2 separate regions of the Homo sapiens genome follow, and region 2 is linked to region 1. A link is a loop called in an ENCODE intact Hi-C map of the cell type or tissue named here. Cell type or tissue: heart right ventricle. All regions are shown on one strand.

Region 1 (5,000 bases):
AGGCAGTCACATGTTCTGAGTTTCGAGCTGGGATTCTAAAGCAGTCTAACTCCAGTGTTGTTAATCCTACATTTTACTGCCTCTAATGAAATAGTGTTACTGCATATATTTTCAATACATTTATATAGCGAAGTCATACTTTCTTGGAATATATTTTTATATCATATACATTGAATGAAAAGATATACTGTTCATGTTTAATAGAAGAAAAATACTTTGACATATTAGTTTTCATCAAAAGTAAATATAAATCTCAAAAATCATTTGATACTTCAGAGAAGAAACTTTTTAAGATGTATGTTAGTGTGATTTAATGATACATAAAAAACATAAGAAATAAAATGTGTATGTATGATTTAAAAAATTAGATGAAAATATATGAAACAAAACTCCCTAAACGGAAAGTGGTAAAAAATATTTTGAAAAAGAGTTTGCAAGGAAGGGAAACAGGAATATGAAAAAGAAGTTTGAAATAAATATATGAAGCATGCGTTTGCTGTAAAAATGGTGGTGGAAGCAGGGGGTCGGGGAAGTCTCCACTTTTCTCCTCCTCATAATCCCATTATAACTCTTTAAATGGGAAAATATTCCACCCTCTCAGAAGTACTAGGGAAGAGTGTCTTCCAAACTTGCAGTCCACCCCATGGAAACAAAAGTGAAATATTTGATTTGTGAGAAGACTAGAGGTTGTCATCCTCTGGTCCAACTTCTCTATCAGGTGGTATAAATATATTAAAGTCACTGTATTAGTTTAAGACACAAACTGGGTGGCTTAAAACAGAAATTTATTCTCTCACAGTTCTGGAGTCCAGAAGTCCAAAATCAAAGGCTGTGCTCTCTTAGAAGGCTCGAGGAGAGAATCCTTCAATGCCCCTTCCAGATTCTGGTGGCTCCAGGTGTTCCTTGCCTTATGCCTACACAACTCCCAATCTCTGCCTCTATTTTTTTTTTTTTTTTTTTTTTTTGAGACAGAGTATTGCTCTGTTGCCCGGGCTGGAGTGCAGTGGCATAATCTCCACTCACTGCAACCTCCACCTCCCGGGTTCAAACATTCTTTTTTTTTTTCTTTTTTAGACGGACTTTCGCTCTCGTTGCCCAGGCTGGCGTGCAATGGCGTGATCTTGGCTCACTGCAACCTCCAAGGTTCAAGCGGGTTCAAGCGATTCTCCTGCCTCAGCCTCCCGAGTAGCTGGGATTACAGGCATGCACCACCACCCCAGCTAATTTTGTATTTTTTAGTAGAGACGGGGTTTCTCCATGTTGGTCAGGCTGGTCTGGAACTCTCGACCTTAGGTGATCTGCCCACCTCAGCCTCCCAAAGTGCTGGGATTACAGGCGTAAGCCACTGCGCCCAGCTGGATTCAAACAATTCTTGTGCCTCAGCCTCCCAAGTAGCTGGGACTACAGGTGTGCACCACCACACCTGGCTAATTTTTGTATTTTTAGTAGAGACGGGGCTTTGTCATGTTGGCCAGGCTGGTCTCACTACATTGCCCAGGCTGGTCTCGAACTCCTGGGATTGAGCAATTCTCCTGCCTCGGCCTCCCAAAGCGTTGGGATTGTAGCGATGAGCCACTGCGCCTGGCCTGTTCTTCTAAGAACACCTATCATTGAATTTGGGTCCCACCTAGATATTCAGTATTACCTCATCTTGAAATCTTTAACTTAATTTTATCTGCAAAGGCCCTTTTTTCCAAATAAGACTACATTCACAGGTTCAAGGAATTAGGATGTGGACATATTGTGTGGGCCACTATTCAACCCACTACACCATTCTTATATGGCCTGCCCCTCTTTTCTCTCAAGCTACCCTGTCCAAATGATGGAGAAATTAAGATGTTAATCTTAATTTGTATTAATCTGGACTAAAGTGTCAACCAACCACTAAGAAAATAACTCAAAAATATACAGAAACAAGAAGATAATTAAAATAGTATATTAGAAAACAGTTGTCTAACACACAAGAAGGCAGTAATGGAAAGAGTGAGGAATAAAAAAATAAGACACACAGAAAACAAATAGCAAAATGACAGATGTAAATCCCACCTTATAATTATATTAAATGTAAAGAGACTAAACAATCATATGGCAAAGAGTAGAAATGTGGATATAAAAAATATCCAACACTATTATGTCTACAACGCACTTTATATTCAAAGACACAAATAAGTTGAAAGGGAAAGGATAGAAAAGACATGTCATGCAAATAGGAACAAAAGAGTGTTGGGGTCGCTGTACCAATGTAGGTTATACACAGTAAACTTAGAGACAGAAACTGTTACTACAAAGAGCAGCATTTTATAATGATAAAGCGTGGATTCATCAGGAAGACATAACATAAACATGTTATAAACACGCATGCAGGTAACGGCAGAGTCCCAAAACACATGAAGCAAGAACTGACAGAACTGGAGGGAGACATCAATCAATAACAACAGTTGGAGAATTCAATACCCTGCTCTGAATAATGGATAGAACAATTAGGCAGAAGACCAACAAAGAAAGAGGATATTTGAACAACGTGATAAGCCAATTTGACCTAATAAATATCTTTATCTGTGAAACACCCTAGCTTTTAGCCTGGGTAAGGAGCTGGAGAGATGTGAAAATGTGGAAAGCAAGCCTAAGTCGCAGTGTGGCCTATGCCTGAGAGCCATCTTCAGTGCCCCCTTGTGGCTGTATCTGGGAACCACAGACAGAATCATGGAACTGACCATCTTCAGTCTCAAAGTGCTGCCCTCACCACTACACCCAGGGGCAGGTGGTCTTCGGGGGAAAGGCGGTTCCAGTTCCTTCTCCCAAGGTAACAACTCCCATCCCAAGGCAATGTTCACAGAACCTATCAGAGTCCCCCCTGCCCTATGCACAGCTTAAGACCAGGGTGGTCTCAGCTCTGATCAGGCCACTGAGGGCATCTGTCTGAGATTTGGGACCCAGTTATTGTCCCTGTTCTTCTTAGGCAGATGGCGGAGTTCCCCAGTACACAGAAGGTGCTCACTCTTCACAAAAAGCAGTGCTTGAGAATAACAGCCTACCTTGGTGGAGTAGCTTCGTTAGGGCCAGGGCTTGACTTGAAGCCAGAGACTGAGGTTGCAGTCCAGCCTTGGGTCAGCCTCAGGCTGGGGCTGGGGTGATGCTGAGACCCTCACCAGAAAAAAGGCCTTTACCCCATCCGAAAGGAAATGGCTATCCTCTGACCTGAGCACTCTAGCCTGAGGCCTGCCTGGCGCTAGAAGCCAGCCTCTGTTGTCCCCTCCCAGCACTCCTCCCACTGCTCTGCCTTTCTGCCCACATAGAAACTCTGGAGACACCAGCTCCCCACCCTTCCAAGCTAAGCCCCACTGCTGTCTCTGCCTCCTCCATCTTTCAAACCGGCAATGTTTTTCCAATCAGGCCTCCCTATCCTTCCCCTACTGCTCTGCCCTTCACTGCCTTCCTTTCCTGGCGACTCTCAGCCGCCCTTCAAGGCCCAGCTCAGGCGTTCTTTCCTCAGTGACGCACCCCCGGGCAGGCTGGGGCTTCTGGCACAGCTCTGGCCACCCTGCGTATCTTCAGCTGTTCCCAATGTTTGTCTCTGCTCCCAAGTAGCTCTCTCACAGTTTCTGGCACAGAGGAGTTGGCCCTGAGGGGGATGAACAGCAAGGACAGGCAGGACAGTTCTGGCAGTAAGGAAGTTAGAACAAGGTCCTTTGGTCTCGGCTAGGAAGGGTTCCCAGGTGCTTAGTACTCACTGAACAGAAAGGAATTAGAAAAGAGGTGGCATCTTGTAATCGCTAGGGTGACAGCAGGCCAGGCCTCTGCCTTTTTGGTAGAGCTGAGGCCAGGGGCAGGGAACACAGCTTGAGTGACCCATAAGGAGCCTTCCAGCTCAGCCACCCAAGGGCCCCCCAGCTGGACAGGAGCCCTTTACCACATGGTAGGCATCATGTCAAGTGGCTCCCAATGACCCCTGCCCCCTGGCATCCATTCCCTGGTGTAATCCCCTCCCGTCCAGTGGGAGCTGGACCGAGCAATGTTCATTTAATGAACAGAATATGGCAAAAGTGACAGGATATCACTTCCCAGGTTAGGTTATAAGGGCCTGGGACTTCCGTCTTGCTCGCACACTTCACTCCACTCACTGGCTCTTCTTGCTAAGTAAGCTGGTGTGCCGTGAGCTACCCCATGGAAAGGCCCATGTGGCAAGGAACTGAAAGTGGCCTCTGTCAACAGCCAGTGAGGAAGTCAATCCTGCGAACAACTGCAGGAACGGCCTTGGGAGTGGATCCTTCCTCAGCCCGGCTCCAAGACAACTGCAGCCCTGTGAGAAACCCTGAGTGGAGGACCAAGCCAAGCCTCAAATCGTGACTTGGAACTGGGAGACAACAGATGCTGTTGGAAGCCACTGAGCTCTGAAGTAGTTTGTTACACAGTGACAGGTAACTTACACACCATGGCAGGGTCATGTGGGCCAAAGGTGCAAGGGGCTAGAGGGCTCAGAGGGCAGCCAGCTGGGGACCCAGTCTTCCCCAGGTGTCAGCAGCAGATGCAGATGCAGCCCCAGCAATAACTCATAGAGGATTCTCACTTTCATTTATTTTCAAGGCATATACAAAAGTCTGACATGGTGCAATGATCTCATCAAGAGATAACAGAACACACAGGAGAGGGTTGGGTTTCCTCCCCGGCCCAACCCCCTCAGGAAGGCACAGAAAAGTGAGGCTTGGGTTCGGGGGCCACCTGCTTTGGAACTAATCTGCTGCTCAGAAGGCCAGGCCCCTTCTGAAGAGGGATCTCTTCCTCACATCCAGAATCTAGGATCTGGGGAAGGTAAACTGAGGCCACCAGTAAGCATGTGCTCCAGGCCAAGGCTGAGTCTGTGCTGCATCCATGTCATCAGCCACCCAAGAAAAACCAGTTACTCCACCTAGCTCATGGTGGCGGCATCCTCCCTGCAATGGTGCATGGGGGGCAGTCCTTTCCCCTGCAGGGTGTCATTGCCACCCCCATCCTCATCCTGG
Region 2 (5,000 bases), 510 kb before region 1:
CCGGATAGCAGCGATCTTAAGGCCGAGGATTGGAATACCGGAGTCCCTGTGTGACTTCAGGCAAGTCAGGGCCCCACTCTGGATAACAAAGGGGCAGGCAGGAGGACCCCTACAGTCCCCACTGCTGCTCTTTTAGGCATTCCCTTTCTGGCGGAGTTCCTTGGGTTTCCTTGGGAGGCAGAGGCACCTGGAAGACCAACCCAGAGCTGAAGATCTAAAATGACAGATTGGCAGGGTCCTGGCTTGGAGCAGCTGCAGCAGGTATCCAGGCATGGGAGCAGGCATCTTGGGCACAACAGGATCAGATGATTGTGAGCAAAGCCACGGGATTTGGGTAGGTCCCAGATGAAGGAGCCATGAGTAGTGTCAGCACACCCTTCTCTTTGCCCAGATGAAAGTCCAGTGAGCCACCCATGGTTATGTGGCAAGCTCATGGGAAGGCATTTTGGCTGACAGGAAGAGCAGGAACAAAGTGGTCAAGACTCCCATGTTCAACACAGGTGACTTAAGTCTATAATGAGGTAAAGCACGGGAAAACATCTAGTCTAATGGCACATAGTAGATGCTTAATAAATGCAAATGTATTGAACACCAGACCTTATGCTGAGAAGCAATGGGTCACACACAGTCTCTTCCCTTGAGCTCAGAGCCTGGGGAGGGCAAGAGATGGGTACAGAAACATTCCTGGCCTATGCAGGGATAAAGGACAGCACAGGAACTATGGGGACCCAGAGGAAGATGGGATTGAACTTTTATCGAGAGCAGGCTGTGTGCCCAGTAGTGAACTTGGGGAGAAAGGTATATTGAGGAAGGCAACTCATGGAGGAGGTGACTTTGCACTGGCACTTTTTGTTTTGTTTGAGATGGAGTCTTGCTCTGTTGCCCAGGGTGGAGTGCAGTGGCACCATATCGGCTCACTGCAATCTCCACCTCCCAGTTTACGCAATTCTTTTGCTCAACCTCAGAGCAGCTGGGACTACAGGCATGTGCCACCACCCCTGGCTAATTTTTGTTGTTTTAGTAGAGACAGGGTTTCACCATGTTGACCAGGCTGGTCTCGAACTCCTGGCCTCAAGTGATCCACCCTCCTCGGCCTCCCAAAGTGCTGGAATTACAGGTGTGAGCCACCACGCCTGGCCTGCACTGGTTTTTAAGCCAAGAAGGCAGAGAAAGTTATTTCAAGCAGAGGCAAGAATATATATCGGGGGCCAGGCGCAGTGGCTCACGCCTGTTACCCCAGCACTTTGGGAGGCCGAGGTGGGTGGATCACGAGGTTAGGAGTTCGAGACCAGCCTGACCAACATGGTGAAACCTCGTCTCTACTAAAAATACAAAAATTAGCTGGGCGTGGTGAGGTGTGCCCGTAATCCCAGCTACTCGGGAGGCTGAGGCAGGAGAATTGCTTGAACCTGGGAGGTGGAGGTTGCAGTGAGCTGAGATCACATCATTGCACTCCAGCCTGGGCGACAGAGCAAGACTCTGTTTCAACACAAAAAAAAAGAATATATATTGGTCGGTGCAAAAGTAATTGTGGTTTTTGCTGTTGACTAAAGGCAAAAATTGCAATTTTGCACCAACCTAATACAAAGCCACAAGACTGGGGAAAGTATGGAACGTTTAAGGAGCTGGTGAGTATTTTGCTGTATAGGAAATGGGGCATCAGAGGTCAGCAGAGGCCCGGATGGGAAGAGCCTTGAATGCCAACTAAGGAGCAAGCATGGACTCCAAGGGCAGTGAGGAACCATGAAAGGTTTCTGAGCAAGAGAATGATGTGGTCAGAATCCATTACAGAAGGAAGCATCTTGCATTCATCGAGCCATCTGGAGAGACCTGGGGGTGGCGGGGAGGGAACTGGGCCAGTGGGCCCAGGTAGGAACTCTTAGCTGTGCTTCAGTCCACTGGGATTTATTTAGGTCAGAGCCGGGCTCCTGGGACTGGTGGCCTCTTCCCACATGGACAGTAGGTGGCGCTGCAGCTCTGTGTATGCAGCCTCCAGGGCGCTGCTACCTGCCCTCACCTAAGTGGGTCAGACCCCTTGTCCCACTTGGCCCTGGGGCTTGGGCCCCATCTCCAGGGATGAGGCTTGGAGGGGTAGGGTGGGGATGGGCTTTGCTCCTCCTCCTCCAGAAGCAGGGAAGGCCACTTGCTTTACAGAGCCACAGGATGTGTGAGTAGAGAGGGCCTCCAGGGATTTTCTGGCCCATGTCCTATTTCACATGTAGGTAAACTGAGGCCCCCAAGGGGGAGGGGCTTGCCTGAGTCACTGAATGGGTTAGTAGCTCAGGGGTGGTTCCAGTGCCTGATGTGGGAGTTCATCCCATCCCTTCCCTCTCCTAAATCCCTCCCGTTTGCCTCCTCTTGCCCTCCCCATTGCCCCCTCTCCTCTCGGTTCCCACCATCTACCTGGCCTGGACCACTGTCCCAGCCTCCTCACAGATGGCTGTGTTGTCTCTTCCATGCCTGCCCATACCTTTCCCCACCCCATCCATCCCCCACCCAGCCCAGGGATTTTCCCTCACACACAGATCCAGCGATCACCACCCCCACTCCGTTAAACCCTTCCCTGCCCCCCATCATCCCTAAATGCTGCTTAGCAGATGCAGATCTGCTCTGGGCTCCCAGGCCCCTGCTCACCCTGGCCGTCATGACTTATCCATGCCGATCCTAATGTCGCACTCTTTCTCACCTTCCATGACTCAGTGGGGTCCTCCAAGGTATGGGGGCTTAGGTGCCCCTTCTGGGCTGCCACAGCTGTGACCACACTGTGTGACTGAGGGTCCCTGCACCCATCTTCTCTGCTGAATCACCCAGAGCGCCTTCAGGGTGGGGACTCTGGCACCTGATTCACATTGCTCCCCGTGGCACGGGGCTTGGCCCCCATGGGAGCTTTGTGCTGTCCTTTTGGATGAATGACTGAATGACAGGTGCACTCTGAGAGCATCCTTACCAGATCACGGTACACCGCAATGGGCCAGGCACCGTGCTGGTACTTCCATGCACAGCCTCGAAATCCTAACAACAGCTTGGTGGGGTCACACTGGAATTACTAACTCTGTTTTGCAGAAGAGAGTGAAGCACAGAGAGGAGAGGTGACTTGCCTAAAGTCACACAGCAAGAGAGTGATAGAAACCAGGCTCATCAGGCTGCCTGGCATAGCAAGGCCACAGGCAGCTAAAGGGATGGGCTCAGCATGGTGAGACTGCTCCCAGGAGCTACAGGGCAGCAGCGGCCAAATCTCCCAGGGTCTGAGCAAAGCTAATGTGGAGCTATCAGGAGGCCACTCAGGTGCCTGCGCCCTCAAGAAGTCAGGTTCCCTCCCTGTTTTAGAGCATGGGAAGTCTCCAGTTGTTCCAAGTCAGGCAGGGACCTGGGCAGACTTGAGTACCAGAAGCACTTCTGTGGCTGCTGTGAGGTAGAGACCAGCAGCTGGAGGCCAGCCAAGAGGCCGACCCAGTGATCCAGGGAGAGGCAAGGCCCAGTGGGGCAAGCAGCACATGGTCTGGGATCAGGCCCGGCCAAAATGTTAATACCAAGGCCTTTCAAGGGGCCCTGTGGTCAGTAGGCTGGGTGCCTGGAAGCAAGAAGTAAGCAGTGATGGGCTGCCCATGAAGATAGGTGGGCAGAATGTGGTAACGAGCTGGGTGCAGTGGCTCATGCCTGTAATCCCAGCACTTTGGGAGGCTGAGGTGGGCGGATCGCTTAAGCCCAGGAGTTGGAGACCAGCCTGGCCAACATGGCAAAACCCCATCTCTACTAAAAATGCAAAATTTACCTGGGAGCAGTGGCATGCACCTGTAGTCCCAGCTACTGAGGTGGGAGGATTGCTTGAGCCTGGCGGGTCGAGGCTGCAGTGAGCCAAGATTGCACCACTACACTCCACCTTGGGTGACAGAGTAACTCTGCCTCAGAAAAAAACAAAACAAAACAAAAAACCATGGTAACAAACTGCAAATATTTGTTGCAGAAAAACCCAGGAGCATGGAAGGGCAAACGCAGAGGCCAGCAGAGTGGACTCAGGATTCTAGGTCACTGTACCAATGATGGGAGTGTCCTCAACTTGCTGCATGACCTTGATCTTATCCCTGTTCCTCTCTAGGCATCAATAAGGGAAATTTTAGCCTGAAGTCCCCCAAGGGGCCTCTGTATTTGGGTGCCCAGTTTTGATGCTACATAGAAGTCAAAGGTAGAAGGGCCCTTGGTGTCTCAGGCTCAGAAAGGGTTGGGCCTGCCCACATCCCACAACGAACACAGGCCCAGAACCAAGAACTCCTGAAAAGTCTGACTTGGTTACGGCACAAAGCACACTCCCTCCTGTTCTTCCAAGGCAAGTGTTCAGATCCTTTAGGGAGCCCTTTGGTGGTCATTTGGTGCAGCCTCTTTGGCTGGGCAGCTGCAGCTTCTTCTTCTTTTTTTTTTTTTTTTGAAACAGAGTCTCGCTCTGTCGCCCAGACTGGAGTGCAGTGGTGCGATCTCGGCTCACTGCAATCTCCGCCTCCCAGGTTCAAGCAGTTCTCCGCCTCAGCCTCCCAAGCAACTGTGATTACAGGCACCTGCCACCACGCCTGGCTAATTTTTGTATTTTTAGTAGAGATGGGGTTTCGCCATGTTGGCCAGGCTGGTCTTCAACTCCTAACCTCGTGATCCACCCGCCTCAGCCTCCCAAAGTGCTGGGATTACAGGCTTGAGCCACTGCGCCTGGCCCATCTTTTTTTTCTTTTGAGACAGAGTCTTGCTCTATCACCAGACTGGAGTGCAGTGGCGCTATCTTGGCTCACTGCAACTTTTGCCTCCTGGGTTCAAGTGATTCTCCTGCCTCAGCCTTCTGGGTGGCTGGGATTACAGGCACCCACCATCATACTCAACTAATTTTTGTATTTTTAGTAGAGACTGGGTTTCACCACGTTCACCAGGCTGGTCTTAAACTCCTGACCTCAAGTGATCCACCCGCCTCGGCCTCCCAAAGTGCTGGGATTATAGGCGTGAGCCACCATGCCCAGCCT

The links. Hi-C counts contacts between places; a loop is a spot of excess contacts. Peaks named below come from ENCODE experiments on the same cell type or tissue, not always from the same donor. Only the 100,000 strongest peaks of a DNase experiment are listed, where the experiment ranks them.
Region 2: a loop joins it to region 1, with 12 times the contacts of the local background. A loop is called at or near these places in 53 of 110 quality-filtered maps.

What each region holds. Positions count from the first base shown.
Region 1 is chr11:75,801,090-75,806,089 of GRCh38, reverse strand. DGAT2 (diacylglycerol O-acyltransferase 2) reads right to left here. Exons shown (of 8, transcript NM_032564.5): 8 at 4,556-5,000. Among named protein-coding and RNA genes, the nearest start is that of UVRAG-DT, 11 kb to the left of the region's middle. In heart right ventricle, a CTCF peak has its summit at 2,667 (motif pointing left); DNase peaks (open chromatin) are centred at 2,679 and 4,165; H3K27ac peaks cover 946 bases.
Region 2 is chr11:76,315,929-76,320,928 of GRCh38, reverse strand. It overlaps LOC105369395 (a long non-coding RNA gene), which reads right to left. Exons shown (of 5, transcript XR_950333.3): 5 at 270-449. Among named protein-coding and RNA genes, the nearest start is that of THAP12, 63 kb to the left of the region's middle. RefSeq lists an enhancer at 1,801-1,860. In heart right ventricle, CTCF peaks have their summits at 1,763 and 1,967 (motif pointing right); a DNase peak (open chromatin) is centred at 1,968; H3K27me3 peaks cover 795 bases.